2 separate regions of the Homo sapiens genome follow, and region 2 is linked to region 1. Evidence: read pairs that join two places in POLR2A ChIA-PET (ENCODE). Cell type or tissue: A673. All regions are shown on one strand. Each heading gives the region's core, and the rest is flanking DNA. Links, peaks and the distances in the headings are about the cores only.

What was found. ChIA-PET counts read pairs that join two places held together with the same protein. Peaks named below come from ENCODE experiments on the same cell type or tissue, not always from the same donor. Only the 100,000 strongest peaks of a DNase experiment are listed, where the experiment ranks them.
Region 2: POLR2A ChIA-PET joins it to region 1 with 11 read pairs; 6 of 35 experiments call an interaction of 5 or more read pairs at or near these places.

Annotation. Positions count from the first base shown.
Region 1 is chr19:32,315,105-32,318,663 of GRCh38, reverse strand. LOC124904688 (a long non-coding RNA gene) reads left to right here. Exons shown (of 2, transcript XR_007067224.1): 2 at 2,798-3,559. Among named protein-coding and RNA genes, the nearest start is that of ZNF507, 29 kb to the left of the region's middle. In A673, for the core only: no CTCF peak of the experiment used is centred there; no DNase peak of the experiment used is centred there.
Region 2 is chr19:32,390,906-32,394,464 of GRCh38, reverse strand. All of the region lies in intron 2 of DPY19L3-DT (DPY19L3 divergent transcript), which reads left to right. Among named protein-coding and RNA genes, the nearest start is that of DPY19L3-DT, 13 kb to the left of the region's middle. In A673, for the core only: no CTCF peak of the experiment used is centred there; no DNase peak of the experiment used is centred there.

The DNA of each region.
Region 1 (3,559 bases), core at 511-3,010:
TCCCAAGTGTGTTGCGCACTCCAGAACTCTAAATTATCTTGAGACTGAAATGAAAGAAACGGAGAGGCCTAGTTCTCCCAGCAAGAGCAGAGGGCACAGAAAGGCTGAAAAATGGATTGAGGATTGAGCACTACCCTGGAATGTTCCAGAATTTTTTTTTTGAGATGGATCCTTGCTCTGTTGCCCAGGCTGGAATGCAGTGGCACAATTTCGGCTCACTGTAGCTTCTACCTCTCGAGTTCAAGCAATTCTCCTGCCTCCACCTCCCGAGTAGCTGACACTACAGACACCTGCCACCATACCCGTCTAATTTTTTGTATTTTTAGTAGAGACAGGGTTTCACCATGTTGGCCAGGCTGGTCTCAAACTCCTGACCTCAAGTGATCCACCTGCCTCGGCCTCCCAAAGTGCTGGGATTACAGGCATGAGCCACCGTGCCTGGCCCAGAAAATATTTTTTTTTTTTTTTTTTTTTTTTTTTTTTTTTTTTTTTTGAGATGGAGTCTCGCTGTCGCCCACGCTGGAGTGCAGTGGCGCAATCTCGGCTCACTGCAGCCTCCGCCCCCTGGGGTTCACGCCATTCTCCTGCCTCAGCCTCCCGAGTAGCTGGGACTACAGGCGCCCGCCACCTCGCCCGGCTAATTTTTTTGTATTTTTAGTAGAGACGGGGTTTCACCGTGTTAGCCAGGATGGTCTCGATCTCCTGACCTCGTGATCCGCCCGCCTTGGCCTCCCAAAGTGCTGGGATTACAGGCGTGAGCCACCGCGCCCGGCCGAAAATATTTTTAAAAGGCCCATTATCTGGGTCATTTTAACTCAATGAATTCAAGTTTTAAGATGGTAACCTGATTGATCGCATTTTCATCATCATCATCACCACCCCCACCATCATCATTTTCTTTTTCTTTTAAGAAAAAAGGGCAGTTCAGTGAGGGATTCTGGCTGCCCATCCAGAACAGTTACTCACCAGGTTAACAGGCTGCAGTGTTTAATGCAAAACAAATCGCCAAGCTGGCACTGAGCGGTGTGAAACCCAATTGGCTAGAAACTGTGTCTCATTAGAGGCCATCCACACAGCAAGCAGATGCACTTGGAAGTCGTCGTGTGATTCCTTTACAGGAATCACAGAAATGATACTTGCTGCTACGCAGCCAATCGAGTCTCACGAATCTGTTTGCAGTTTCTCTTCCTTGATATTTTGCCTCTTCTATAATCTCATCCCTCCCTTGCACATTCAGCTGGCTTTTGCACACTCCCCTCCACAAAACACACTAGAGTTTTCAACAAAGACACTCCATTCTCTATTAAGTTGGCTCCAAGACCCACTGGGTTAAGTTTGAAGTCTGGATCATCAACCAGACAGTTGGGTTAAGGCCTCTCCTGCCCTTTGCAGATGAGAAACACATTTCTGGCAGAGAAAGGGCCTGCCTTTGAGCCTTCACAAAGTGGATGTTGACACTTATGCCAGCATTTGTTTCGAACCTCTGCTTGGAGTTTGTTTTTCTGAAGAAATAGGTTAAAAATCATCATATGCAAAGAAGAGCTCAAGTATTTCTCAGGTTGCAGAGTGGAATGTTGCCACCGCTTACATTTCTAACGAGTTGGCTCCTAAACTCCCGACAAAACAAAAAGAATACTTTGTGTCCCTCCCAAGAATAATGGAAAGGGTTTATCATTCATCCTGACACACTGATAATTCATTTTCACTGGAGTTGCTCAAGCCAAAATCCTCCAGGAGTTAGCCTGAGTTTTTTTGCTTCTCTGCACCCCACTTGAATGTCACATCCTGAGAGGCTTTTCCTAAACACCCAGGGTATAGGAGTGGCGTCTGTGACCCTGCCAATATCTCTCAATCACTCTATTCTGTTGTGTTCTCTTAATAGAATTTACAACTTTCTGAAGTTATCTTTTTTAAAAACTAATTTTTAAAAATTATTTTTTGTAGAGACAGGGTCTTACTATGTTGCCCAGGCTGGTCTCGAACTACTGGTCTCAAGTGATCCTCCTGCCTTGGCCTCCCAAAGTGTTGGGATTACAGGTGTGACCACCATGTCCAACCTGAAGTCATCTTGTTTATGATATGTTTACAACTTAATTGTTGGTCTCCTCTTACTGATTTTTTTTTTTTGAGACAGGGTCTCACTTTGTCACTCAGGCTGGAGTGCAGTGGCTTGATCTTGTTTCACAACAACCTCTACCTCCCAGGCTCAAGTGATCCTCTCACCCCAGCCTCCCGAGTAGCTGGGACTACAGGTGGATGCTATTACATCTGGCAATTTTTTTTTTGTACTTTTGGTAGATACAGGGTTTCTCCATATTGCCCAGGCTGCTCTTAAACTCCTGGACTCAAGAAAGTGCTGGGTTTATAGGCGTGAGCCATGGCGCCTGGCCCCCTACAGGTATTTAAATGTCAGAGGAGTTAGGATCTTGTTGGTTGTTCTCAGTTGTGGGGGATCCAGCACTTAGGACAGCGCTCGGCCCTTTGTACAAAAGTAAGTGAGTGATGAATGAGCTCATTGCAAGTCTCCAAGGCTCACACTTTAAGCCATTGAGTGTTTCTCTATTTGTGGTCTTTTTCTCATGAATAATCCCTTGACTTCTTTGCTGTTCCCGTGAAAGTTTTTGGGTGAGCAGCCCTTCTGGTTTTGCTTTTCATCTTGCTTTGTTTTTAATAGCCTTGGAGTTGTACATCTTGTTGCTCTGTCATAGAAGTCATTCTATACAAAGCTATCTGTAACCGTTTCCCATGTCAGAGGCAGAGCAGTGTCCAATTTTAATAATTTGGTGTTTGTTTGCAGAGCTAATCTGTTCTGGGATGACAATGAATCAGAGGAGAGATTCTGAAAAGGACACCCGAGGATCTCAGCTCCCTACATGGCCCTTGCAAAGTCAGGAGGGGCCTCCTTTGCTGGAAAATTACCTTGCTTGCCCTTTTGAGGGAACTGGGGCTGCCTAGAAACTGTACGGCCTAGTCATTGCAAGGAAACAGGGTCAAAAGGGCAAAATGGATGGGAAACTGGGCACCCCAGAGAGCGTCCATGGAGAAGCGCTGCTAGTGTTCCCCAGTGGGCAGCTATAATAATAGAGGGATAAAGCATTTGTGCATTAGCAGGATATTTTTTCATAACAGAAGTTGCTTTCTTTCTTTTATTTTATTACTATTTTTTGAGTCATGGTCTTGCTCTGTTGACCAGGCTGGAGTACAATGGCGTGATCTTGGCTCACTGCAGCCTCAACCTCTCAGGCTGAAGCGATCCTCCCACCTCAGCCTCCCAGGTAGCTGGGACTACAGGTTCATGCCACCATGCCCGGTGAATTTTTGTATTTTTTTGTAGAGGTGGGGTTTCACCATGTCGCCTGGGCTGGTCTCAGACTTCTGGGCTCAAGCCATCCTCCCTCCTCGGCCTCCCAAAGTGCTGGCACTATGGGTATGAGCCACAGTGTCCAGCCTTCCTTATTTCATAAGAAGAGTGTGTATACAGGCATGGCTGTTGATTCACGTTGCCATTGAAAGACATCTACTGCTCTAGCCAGAGGAATCCCTACTGACTCCAGGAGGT
Region 2 (3,559 bases), core at 334-2,833, 76 kb before region 1:
ATATACCTCCAAAACTCTTCATCTTCTAAGACTGAAACTCTGTGCCCATTAGACCACCATACTGTTTCCACAGTGATTGTACCATTTTACATTCTCACCAATGGTGCACAAGGGTACCAGTGTCTCCACATCTTTACCAACACTTTATTATTTTCTGCTTTTTTATGTTTTGATAGTAGTCACCCTAATGGGTATGAGGTGGTATCTCATTGCAGTTTTGATTTCCATTTCCTTAATGATTAGTGATGTTGAGCATCTTTCCATGTACTTGTTGGCCATCTGTAGATCTTCTTTAGAGAAATGTCTAGTCAAGTCCTTTGCCCGTTTTTGAATTGGGTTTTGTTGTTGAGTTTTAGGAGTTCTGTCCTGTGCTTGTTCTCATAGTCAGTGATCATAACATTTACATAACAGGTGGCAGAACAGAGAAAGAAGGGGAGGTGGAACTCCCCTTAATTTTGAGGGCACACCCAGAAGTTTCTTTCATTTCTTTTGGGGGTAACTTCAGCTGATGTATTCTATTGTTTTATAAAACAAAACAATTTTATATTTGCATTACAATATGTTTAGAGAAAAGATAGCCATCAAATACAGTGAATGTTTCAAGGACAACTGGTATATTTTCTCAGCCAACTTTGAACTCTGTGATCCTAGATTCATTTAATCTCTTTTTTAGAAAAATATTTTTTATTTTTATTTTTAGAGATAGTATCTCACTCTGTTGCCCAGGCTGGAGTGCAGTGGTGCAATTACAGCTCATTGTAGCCTTGACCTTCTGGGCTCAAGCAATCTTCCCACCTCAGCCTCCTGAGTAGTTGGGGGTGTTACCTGGAAGGGCAGAGTCCTCAGCTCTTAGTCTTCCTTGGGAGAAGGAATTTGGCCACGAGGCAGTTTAGCCAAAAAAGAGAGAATTGATTGAAGGAAAATAGAGAGCAGAGAGTTTATTTAGAGAGACAGAATACTCTGAAAGATGAGGCAGAGCCAGCTGTGGAGACAGAATGAGCCAGCAGCCACCCCGAGAATTCTGCGGTGGGTTTTAATGATGTCAGATTTTTTTCTGGAAGTTCCCACCTCTGTCTTAAGTCCCTGCCTTTTTTCTTTGTCTAGTTTCCCTGCTTCTGCCTTAAGTCCCTGCCTTTATCCCTGCCGCATTCCCTCCCAGGCTCACGGGACCCTCTCTTACTACTAGTTGGTGGGTATGTGTGGCCGGTGTTGGGTATGAACTCTACCAAATGGCTGCATTGCTCATTGCCGCCACCCCAGGAGGTTGTATAGAGGTCAGATCTATATTTATTGCACCTGGTATCTCTTAGGAATTTCTGCTTTGCCCTCTTTCCCTCCTTATCAGCACACAGCTAGTGACATTCTGAGAGGTTAACTGAAGAGTGGGTGATTACTAGGAGTCTTAAGGGGTGCTCCTTTCTGCATAGGTATTTACCCTCCTCCTTGCTCACACTGGACTCATTGCCCACCCCCTCCACCATTAGAGATGTTAATAATTAGCAAATTTTGGGTGGTCCTTGGGCATGAGGCTTCCCAGACCTTCCTTTTCTCAGGGGCTCCCCCTCCTGCTCATGTCTAGCTGTTTGCCTACTGTAACAGGACTACAGGCGTGTGTCACCACACCCGGCTAATGTTTGTATTTTTCTGTAGAGATGGGGTTTCACCATGTTGCCCAGGCTGGTCTTGAACTCCTGGCCTCAAGTGATTCTCCCTCCTTGGCCTCCCAAAGTACTGCGATTACAGGCATGAGACACTGTGCCTGGCGTGATATCTTCAGAAGTTTCATGTATCACTACTCATATCCCATGAACCATAACTTGGTCACATGGCTTCATGTAGCTACAAGGAAGCCTGGGAAATACAGCCTACCTGGGCAGCTTTGTGCCCAGCTAAAAATTCTGTGATCATAGAAGAATGGATGTTGAGGAACAACTGGCAGTACCTGCCATTACTCATGTGAAAAGTACATTCTTTTGAAGGTTAAGGTTGATGTGTATGGCGTCAGGCACACCATTAGTCCCTCCCTTCCTTCCTTCCTTCCTCCCTCCCTCTCTCCCTCCCCCTTTCCCTTCCTTCCTTTCCTTCCTCCCTCCCCTTCCTCCCCTTCCTCCTTCCTTCCCTTTCTTCCTTTTCTTTCTTCTCACTCTTCTTTTCCTTTCTTCCTCCCTCCCTCCCTTTCCCTCTCTTTTTTCTTTTTCTTTTCTTTCTTCTTTCTTTTTCCTTCTTTCTTTCCCTTCCCCTCCCCTCCCCTGCCCTCCCCTCCCCTCGTCTGCCTGCCTGCCTGCCTTCCTTTCTTCCTTCCTTCCTTCCTCTCCCTCCCCCTTCTTTCCTCCCTGCCTCCCTTCCTCCCTCCTTCCTTTCCTTTTTTTTTTTCTCTTTCTCTTTCTTTTCTTTCATGTTGCTCTATCAACCAGGGTGGTGTGTAGTGGTGCAATCACAGTTCACTACAGGCTCAAACGATCCTCCCACCTCAGCCTCCCGAGTAACTGGGACTACACCAGGCTAATTTTTTAATTTTTATTTTTGTAGAGATGGGGTTTCACCATGTTGCCCAGGCTGGTATGGAACGCCAGGCCTCAAGCGATCCTCCTGCCTTTGCCTCCCAAAATGCTGGGATTACAGTGAGCCACTGTACTTGGCCTGATGTCTTCTTGAATTTCAAAAACTCTTACGGTATTTAATACAATGTATAGGTGCAGCTGACTTGTCTGTTTACAGTAGATAGGTGTTACTGTTTTAGGGTTTTAATTAGCGATCATGCCCTTTGTATCTCATGTCCATATGTATTCTTGTTAGTTTTGTAAGGTATAACCTAGTTAGGAATATGGCTATGAAGCTCTTGTTCCACTTTATCTTTTTTGTTGAGACAGAATCTCACGCACTCTGTTGCCCAGGTTGGAGTGCAGCGGTGCAATCTCGGCTGACTGCAACCTCTGCCTCCTGAGTTTAAGCAATTCTCCTGCCTCAGCCTCCCGAGTAGCTGGGATTACAGGTGCCCACCACCATGCCTGGCTAATTTTTGTATTTTTAGTAGGGATGGGGTTTCACCATGTTAGCCAGACTGGTCTGAAACTCCTGACCTAAAATGATCCACCCGCCTTGGCCTCCCAAAGTGCTGGGATTACAGGTGTGAGCCACTGCGCCATGCCTTGTTCCACTTTATCTTTCAAGAGTAAGTTTCATCGTGGATTATGGTTAAAGACAAGTGCTGATTTGGTTTTCCTACCTGATCACGAGGCCACTCGATAGAACTAGTAAGCTATGCCTTGGGCCTGCAGGATGGCACCTGACTTGAAGATAGCACCTGACTTGAAGATGGCACCTGACTAGCATTTGGACTGGTTTGCAGGTATACTTTTATTTTTATTTACTTTTTATTTTTTGAGATGGAGTGTCACTCTTGTTGCCCAGGCTGGAGTGTAGTGGCGCAAGCTTGGCTCACTGCAACCTCCGCCTCCCGGGTTCAAATGATTCTCCTGCCTCAGCCTTCCAAGTAGCTGGGATTAGAGGTGCATGCTACCACGCCCGGCAATTCCTCAAAGATCTAGAACCAGAAATA